Regions from separate parts of the Homo sapiens genome. Here region 1 is linked to region 2. A link is a contact called in ENCODE Hi-C or POLR2A ChIA-PET data. All regions are on one chromosome and are shown on one strand. The core of a region is the stretch at or near the end of the contact, and the rest is flanking DNA. Distances in the headings are between cores, read along the strand shown.

Evidence for each region. Hi-C counts contacts between places; a loop is a spot of excess contacts on that map. ChIA-PET counts read pairs that join two places held with the same protein, here RNA polymerase II (POLR2A). Pooled maps may share reads with other maps.
Region 1: a pooled map shows a loop between it and region 2 (2.3-fold over the local background). The contact joins two enhancer-like sites. A Hi-C loop is called at or near these places in 1 of 168 maps with a recorded cell type or tissue (CD4-positive, alpha-beta memory T cell) and 2 of 50 pooled maps. POLR2A ChIA-PET finds 5 or more read pairs at or near these places in 3 of 52 experiments (HEK293, OCI-LY7 and activated CD4-positive, alpha-beta T cell).

The regions. Positions count from the first base shown.
Region 1 is chr15:25,807,666-25,811,985 of GRCh38, reverse strand. The region is part of intron 1 of ATP10A (ATPase phospholipid transporting 10A (putative)); the gene reads left to right. Among named protein-coding and RNA genes, the nearest start is that of MIR4715, 39 kb to the left of the region's middle. RefSeq lists an enhancer at 61-561. Within about 2 kb of position 1,250, at least 3 of the 41 ENCODE cell types and tissues checked have a DNase peak (open chromatin) inside an H3K27ac peak, as active enhancers do.
Region 2 is chr15:25,761,120-25,765,767 of GRCh38, reverse strand. The region is part of intron 2 of ATP10A (ATPase phospholipid transporting 10A (putative)); the gene reads left to right. Among named protein-coding and RNA genes, the nearest start is that of MIR4715, 85 kb to the left of the region's middle. Within about 2 kb of position 3,092, at least 2 of the 41 ENCODE cell types and tissues checked have a DNase peak (open chromatin) inside an H3K27ac peak, as active enhancers do.

The DNA of each region.
Region 1 (4,320 bases), core at 1-2,500, 48 kb before region 2:
GCTTCTGCACCAGCTGGGGCTGGAGCGCTTTGCCCACTGGCAGCTTCCAGCCGTGTGCCTCGGTTTCCTCTGGCATCGGGGTGGGTGTGAGCTGTGTTGGCCCTTGCAGAGTGGAGAGCAGTCCATGCAGGTGCAGCCAGCTTGGACAGGTGCGTGATGGGAGGACAAGCCCACATCCATCTGGACGAGGAAGTGCTACGAGGTCAGGCTGGGTCAAACCTTGGTCTCCTTGCCACTGATAAACCACCATGCATGGTCCCTGGACTCTTGACGCCTGTGGTGTCTCTGGGCTCCCAGCGTTTTCTCCCCACAATCTCACAAGTGGTTTTTCACTTCCTTCTTGTAAACTTTCAGATCACGTCCCACCTATGCACTGGTCTTGCTACAAACACTTACCAAATAGTAGAGGGGAGTGTGCACTCCTCTAACAAGAGCTGCGTTGGATGGGCCCATCCACAGAAAGCCGGGAGGGATGCCCGGGTGTGCAGTTTCCACATGGGGAAGTCATTGGAAGGCTTCTAGCATGTTCCATGCCATTTGTTTTGTCTCCTCATCCTTACTTCTTGTTCCTTTTTTTGTTTCCTCCTCTCCTTTCTTCTCCCAGCTCTGCCTTATGTCTTTGGGGATCCTTCACTCCCTTGATGGCCTAGAACTGGGCAGAAAGAAAAGTTTGCCTCTGTCCTCCTCTTTCCTCTCACTCACTCCAATCCCTTATCCGCAGAGAGCCTGCTGGAGTCCAGGGAAGTCCGTTTCTGCTGGGGACATCCCAGCCTCCGCCTTCTGGGTCCGGGCAGTGCCCCTGGATACTGACTTCTCCCTCCCTGTTGTGTCCCACCTCGCGCTGAATCGTCCAGGACCTGTTTTGCTATTTTGTCTGGGGACTTAAGGCTGTTCATGGGCTTTAATCAATGCAAGGAAGTAAAATTCCTGCCAAGCTGCCCTTAAGGTCATCTGGGGGAGACCCCGCCATGTAACATGATCCTCCCGCCTCCTTCCAGCCCCAGCTTCATTATATGTAAAGCTAGGCTTCTGCTGACTCTCAGATCAGACCGTCCTGGCTTTGTGTGCCTTTGTAAGGCTGTGGTTACACCTGAGGATCTCGGCTGCCCTCCTCTTAGCTGTCAGACGTAGTTGATGGTGCTTGGGTCTTGGCTGCACCTCACCTTCCTGGCTCTGAAAATGAGTCACTAACCACCTCGATTCCTCGTGTTGGAATCCCTGGCGTGCTATTTTCCGTGGGAGGCTTTTACTTTTAGAACCTGGGCAGCCCTGGGCTCCTCGTCCTGCCCAGGGCGGTGCTGGCTCGTTTTTCAGACCGTGGTACAAACAGGCCTTGTTGATCTTGTGCCTTTTGTAGGCAGGTATGAGGTAAAGCCCTGGTGGATATATAACCTGACTTTAGTTTGGCTACTGCTTTCTTTGACCGGCTTTTACCCGTGTGTGTTTTCAACTTTTGCAAAACAGTCCCCGTGCCCAGAGTCCCAGTGGCACTGCTACACTTGGAAAATAAGCAACTAAACACATGATGCCCATTCCTAGGACATCCTCAGATTTAAAGGAACCATAAGAACCTCGGGCTGGGCTGGAACTGCTGATAAGCAGTGGTGACAGCTGAGCGGTGCAGGTACCTAGGGCTTGGTCCCGGTAGGTGACTCACAGAGCTGTCCTCCCTGTGGGCTCTGCCCTCTCGGGTGACCAGGGACAGGGAACGTTAGGGGATCTTAAGCCAGGCCCTTGGGCTTTCTGACAGCAGATCTTATTAGAAGGTCTGGGGGGAAATGAGGAGCATGAGAATGGTTTTCCTGCTCTAGCCCCGCATCCATCATCTCCCCAACACGTCCCCACTGTGGGTCACTGGGAGTGATCAGGAAGTGATGTGGAAACCCTCAGCAAGGGTTCTAGTTGCTAGGTGATGAGCCTAATGTGTAAGACTAGGTTCCACTATGGACGTTCCGTCATTTTTTTTTTTTTTGTAATGACCTTCTTCCCGTTTGGATGGTTCACCATGCATGTCCCAGATTTTCTGGAAGTGCTTGTAGCTCTCCAGCTTGGGCGACTTGGAACCTGTGACTACCAGGGCAGGCCACTTCTTCATGGGTGACCCAGGCAGCAGCGGTCCAAGGTGGAACTGAAAATGAAGGTTGTGGGAAACAGGACTAGGTGTCTCCAGTCCCTTCCTCACCTGTCATGTGTTTTAGGATCTTCCCGTGCTTAAGTTACAGTATGTTGCTGGAGACGAGAGATTAAATGCAGGAGTGGGGTTGTCTTCCTGCCTTCCCAGCCCGTCTGTGGGGAACAGCACTGTTCTCAGGCACGTAGTACATATATGGAACCATGAGTGAGTTTGAGATTTTCTCAAGAAGAAAAGGAAAATGAATAAAAACGAAGGGTTTAAAGCAGAAATTGAATAATGTATTACTTTGAAGATAGGCTTTACAAAAAGAATATCATTCTTGAATAAAGTAAATTTGCCCTGTTTATTCTTAAAAGCTCACAGCAAATTTTTGATGAAGCAGATGGATTTCTTAAATTAAGGTTTGATACTCCATTTGATTTTTTCCTTCTCTGTGATTTTAAAATAAAATTTATTCCTTAGAGAAAATCAGAGTAAAATGCATGTTCTCCATTCCTCCACCATGCAGTAAGCCGTGTCTGAAGGTTTGGGGAGTGCATGCCTGGGTCATGTCTCACCCCGCCCGACGTATGCTCCTCTCTCCCATCTCATGGGCTCTTCATGTGACATCCTGCAGGGCCCACCCCACCCCACACTCAGTTGGGCTCTTTCTGGTGGTGGCTTCATCCCATCTGCGGCCACTGGGGAGCCCTGACCCACAGTGTAGACTCTTCCATCCTTCAGGAAGCATCTGCAGGGCTCAGGTTTCAGGGACACAAGAGGGACATTCTCACTTAAGCATCATGTCCCCTCTCCCAACCCTGTGGCCCCTCTTCCATTAGACCCTTACTGCCTGTACCTGGCTTCTCCACATGCCCCACCTTCATCTCGTGGCCACGCAGTGAGAGCATCACACCCTCCCAACTACGTCCAGTCTTCCCTCAAAGCCTGGGGAACCTTGCTCTAGTGTTAATGCCTGTCCACCTTCCCCACCCTCTAATCCTAAACTCAAATCCCACCTCACTCAAGGAGCTGCTCCAGGTTCCCTCAAAGAATGTATGGCATTTGGCATAAAGTTGGTATACTGGCACAAAGATAATATAGATCCAGGTCAGCCACCCAATGGGGGAAAAGAGTGGGGTAAAAATACCTGAGTTGGGAATCAGTAGTTACTTATAAAACTGTTCTCAGCCAGGCACTGTGGCTCACGCTTGTAATCCCAGAACTTGGGGAGTCCGAGGCGGGTGGATCACCTGAGGTTGGGAGTTCGAGACCATCCTGACCAACATGGAGAAACCCCATCTCTAGGAAAAATACAAAATTAGCCAGGCGTGGTGGCGCATGCCTGTAATCCCAGCTGCTCCGGAGGCTGAGGAAGCAGAATAGCTTGAACCCAGGAGGCGGAGATTGCAGTGAGCCGAGATTGTGCCATTGCACTCCAGTCTGGGAAACAAGAGCAAAACTCTTATCTCAAAAAACAAAACAAAACTGTTCTCACACCTGCAAAATGAGGTAAACTGGAGCATGTTTCTATGAGAGCTGTTGTGACTTGTGTTGAGGTAATCCTTCCTTGCTCTTCCTCATGTGACCATTAATTTATGGCCAGCTGCTTAATCTAAAATTCCCTGCAGGATAGTAAACCCATGATGAGACCTTGACAAAAGACAAATGCAACAATGAGAACAAGCCTTAGACCCAGAAAATAACCTTGAGGAACAGGGAAGATTCATGGCAATGCTGTTTTCATATTGCAAAATTAAGGACGTTTATTACGTCCAGCATGAAAACAAAGAGTTAAATCTCGAGGTGTGTTCTATCAGCCAGTGATACGTGTGTCACTTTTGAAAAGTAAATATGACAGATTTAACTTTAAATATTCTTTCATGATTGCTTATTGTTTTTTTTTTCCTACTGGTATGTTCTACTGTGGTCTTCCTCAAAGAAATCGTTCAATTGACCTTCACCTCCACTACAAAACAGCTGCAGAATTCATAAGGAAGTTATTTCAGAGCCCCGGTTGTCACCAATACATGTTGGGTTTTTTTTTTCTTTTTCTTTTTTTTGGCCGGGGGGATGGAGTTTCACTCTTGTCACCCAGGCTGGAGTGCGGTGGTGCCATCTCAGCTCACTGCAACCTCTGCCTCCCAGATTCAAGCAATTCTCCTGCCTCAGACTCCCGAGTAGCTGGGATTACAGGTGTGCACCAC
Region 2 (4,648 bases), core at 1,843-4,342:
TTGCGTCTCTGTGAGAAGAACTTGATCATGAATACAATACCTCTGTCTAATCCACAGAGCTGGAAGAATTAAGGTGAGGCTGGAGAGTTTGGGTATTAGATGAGAATTGGCTGTCCAGGGCTGGGAGCTTCCAGCCCGAGCTCTGGGAAGGAGGAAGCTGCGTCTCAATGATCTTTTCCTTGCCCAGGACTTCAGGAGTGACCGCTTACCTGCACATGAGAGCAGGACAGCTGTAGTGCCGCGGTGAGGGATGTGATATCATTAGAGGCTCTACACGGGCAGAATTCTGGAATGTGGGTGGGAACGCTAAGTCTCTGACTTTAACCTGAGCTTTCTTGGTGCCAGAAAACCAGAGCAAGTTGGACACGCTGAATGTTCTGGAGGGCTTCTGAGATATCAAAGACAGGAGCAGGTAGACGTGTTTCTAATGGAAAGTTCTGATGCTGAAGGGGAATTCTTTGTTCACATGTTGTCATTATTGGCAGGTATTCTATAGAGGAGTGGAGAATATTGGATTACTATGCTACTGGCTGTTAAACATTGTCTCTCCACGAAGCCACCAGGCTGTGCCAGGCAGACACAACACCCCCGCCCCGCCCCCCTGTGTTGTGCTGACTTCATCATGAGGGCTCCACAGGGCTGCTGGTGCTCCCCAGAGATCCTTCACCTGAAACATCAGGGCTGTTTAAAGTCTAGGCTTCAAGGAGAAAATCGTCTAGAAGCAAGTCTTGATGCTGTTTAATGTGTGTCCTGCATCCTCACTAGCATTCCACAGACAAACGCTTCAGCCGGGAGGTTTAATAGAATGAAGTGCATTTCCTTACCTTTCCCTGCAGTCACAGGTCCCCAGTGGCACTCATTTCCTGAACCCAGTCATGGAAGCCACAATTACCCTCTGCCATTAGCAGGCCGGAGCTTTTAGCTCATGGCACTCCTAAACCCGAAGGTAGAGCGTCTGCGGTTTCTAGCATCATAGGCTGAGTGATAACCCTTTGTATTTCAGGTGATGGGAAGAAGTGAAGGATAGCTCAGATTGTTGGAAAGGGAATATCTTGGTCTGTTCCTAATACTGTAATGAAATGACCACAGACTGGGTCACGTATAAATAATAGACATTTATTTCTGACAGTTCTGGAAGCTGGGAATACAAGATTGAGGCGCCAGTAGATCTGGCGTCTGGCAAGGGCCCTCTTCCCGGCCTGCAGACAGCCACCTTCACTCTGTGTCCTCACATGGTGGAGAGAGAGAGAGAGGCAGAACTTCGAGTGAGTGTCTCTTCTTAGAAGGGCACTAATCCCACTCGTGAGGCTCCACCCTCATGCCCTAATCACCTCCCAAGGACCCACCTTCAAATACCATCAAATTAAGGACTAGGTTTTAACATATACATGGGGGACTCAAACACATACATTCTAAGGGCTAAGTTTTAACATATACATTTTGGGGGACTCAAACCTGCCATCTGTAGCAGGGAACATCCTGAGTCCTGGAAGCCCGCGCTGCACGGTGCACCTTAGGTTGGAAAGCTCTTTGCCCAGGATTCCTCATTTTCGTAAGTCTTTGTCGGGTCAGTGGAATAACAGCATCAGCCTCACTCGGTGCCTTGAAGAAATGCAGAGTCCCAGGCCCTGCCCAGATCCACTGAGGCAAGGATCTGCATTTTGACAAGATCCTGGGGGATTCATGTGCCCATTGGAGACTGAGAAGCCCTGCATTGCATGGGTGTCACCTGGACATAATGAGGCATATTCTTCTCTAATTGTTGTCCTTGGTTTTGCATGCAAGTGGGATAATCCGCTTCTGTGATCTTGCTTTCCTGACATAGTTGATATTTTCATACTTCACTAATCAAGCACTTAAAAGAAGACACAGAGAGGTTATCTTTTACAAAAAAATGTACTTTTGAAAAGCTCTAAATAAAATAAAATGAAACGGTGTTCTCCTATAGATATAATTTTAGGGATGCTTTATTTCCATTGCTTATTGATTGATCCACAGGGGAGGAGCTTATAACTGGCCAGCTCTCATCTGCAAAGTAGTTAATTATTAACAGCACTTATTTGCACTGATCCTGTGCTTCCTGGAGTGAATCATTTTACAGCAGGTGCTGCAGAATCAGTGTCTTGCTGTGTCCTGGTCTTCATTAATCTGCAGCCTGTGTTCCTCCAGCTTTTCCAAATAATGACAGAGGACAGACATTCACAGAAACAATCTTTAATCCGGGCACCCTGTGGCCCACTCAAGTTGACACATGAAATTAACACTCATGTGCGTGGAAGCCTCTCAGAGGCATCCTTCTGGGAGCCCAGTACTGGAAGGGATGCTGGAGAGCCAACTTCACCAGGAGGAAGTGAGTCTGGATGCAGGGGGAGGAGCCTGGCCATCTGCTGTCGTTTGGGATGAGTCGGACTCACTGGTTGCTGATATTCAAGACCAACAGATGAGCGGATGTTAAATTAGTGATCTAGAATTAAAAGGATGCCCAGTCCCAGTGAAAATAATTTATTTCAAGAATTCCATGGGCAAGCAATTTAGGCACGTAAAATAACACCCTTATTCTCAGCAGGTTAATTTTGCTCGAGAATGAATTGAGTGCAGGTGGAGGAGCAATTATTTTCTTACAAAAATAAGCTTCCCTTTCCCTAAGTTGAAAATAGCCTTGGATAAGTCAGATGACAGTAGTTTCTTAAAGACAGGCAGTTCATTAACTGGTTGTTTTTAGCTGCTCAGTAAGAGTCTTTCAAAAAACCAAAAGTTTGGGAAAATGTGTGTCACTTGAAAAAAACACATTGTTAATTATCGGTTGAAAACTTTAGCTGCCCTTTCGTTTTTTAAACAGCCTTATTGAGGTCTGACTGACATAAAATAAACCACACATATTTAAAATGTATAATTTGGCCAGGCTCATGCCTGTAATCCCAAAGTTTTGGGAGGCCGAGGTGGGAGGATCACTTGAGGCCAGGAGTTGGAGACCAGCCTGGGCAACGTAGCAAAACCTTGTCTCTACAGAAAATTTACAACTTAGCTGGGCATGGTGCCACACGCCAATTCCTAGCTGGTTAGGAGGCTGAGGCTGGAGGATCCCTGGAGCCCAAGAGTTCTAGTTTGCAGTGAGCTATGATTGTGCTGCTACACACTAGCCCAGGCAATAGAGTGAGACCCTGTCTCTAAAATAATAAATAAATAGGCTTGGGCACAGTGACTCATGCCTGTAATTCTAGCACTTTGGGAGGCCAAGACGGGAGGATCACGTGAGCCCAGGAGTTTGAGACCAGCCTTAGCAACACAGTGAGACACAGTCTCTACAAACATTTTTCTTTCGAATTTGCCGGGCGTGGTGGTGCATTCCTGTAGTCCCACCTACTCGGGAGGCTGAGGCAGAAAGATTTCTTGAGGCCAGAAGATCAAGGCTGCAGTGAGCCATGATTGTGCCACTGCGTTCCTGTATTAGTCTACTCTCAGACTGCTAATAAAAACATACCCAAGACTGGGTAATTTATAAAGGAAAGAGGTTTAACTGACTCACAGTTTGGCATGGCCGGGGAGGCCTCTTGAAACTTATAATCATGGCTGAAGGGGAAGTAAACATGTCATTCTTTATATGGTTGACAGGAAGGAGAAGTGCCGAGCAAAAGGGGGAAAAGGCCCTTATAAGACCATCAGATCTCATGAGAACTCACTGTCACGAGAACAGCATGGGGGGAACCGACCCCTGAGTCATTTACCTCCCACCGGATCCCTCCCACAACATGTGGGGACTACGGGAGCCACAATTCAAGATGAGATTTTGGTAGAGACACAGCCAAACCATATCATTCCACCCTACCCAAATCTCACGTCCTCACATTTCAAAACACAGCCATGCCTTTCCAACAGTCCCCCAAAGTCTTAATTCATTCCAGCATTAACCCAAAAGTCCAAGTCCGAAGTCTCATTTGAGACAAAGCAAGTCCCTTCTGCCTATGAGACTATAAAATCAAAAGCAAATTAGTTACCTCCTAGATACAATGGGGGAACAGGCACTGGGTAAATATAGCCATTCCAAATGGGAGAGGTTGGCTAAAACAAAGGGGCTACAGGCCCCATGCAAGTCCAAAATCCATAGGGCAGTCATTAAATCTTAAAGCTCCAAAATGATCTCCTTTGACTCCATGTCTCACATCTAGGTCACACTGATGCCAGAGGTGGGCTGCCATGGCCTTGGATAGCTCCACCCTTGTGGCTTTGCTGGGTACAGCCCCACTCCTGGCTGCTTTCACAGCTGGCGTTGAGTGTCTGTGGCTTTTCCAGGCACTTAGTGCAAGCTGTCCGTGGATCGACCATTCTGGGGTCTGGAGGACGGTGGCCCTCTTCTCACAGCTCCACTAGGTGCTGCCCCTGTGGGGACTCTGTGGTAAGTGTGAGTCAATTAACTCTCTTTCCTTTATAAATTACCCAGTCTCGGGTATGTCTTTATTAGCAGTGTGAGAACAGACTCATACAGTAAATTGGTACTGAGAGTGGCCCCGGACAACCACTGATCTTCTTTCAGTCACTGCAGATTATTTTGAATTTTTAAGAGATAGAAATGGAATAATACAGTGTGTCCTTTTTTCGTCTGACTTTTTTCTCTCAGTATAAATATTTTGAGATTTATCCAAGTTGTAGG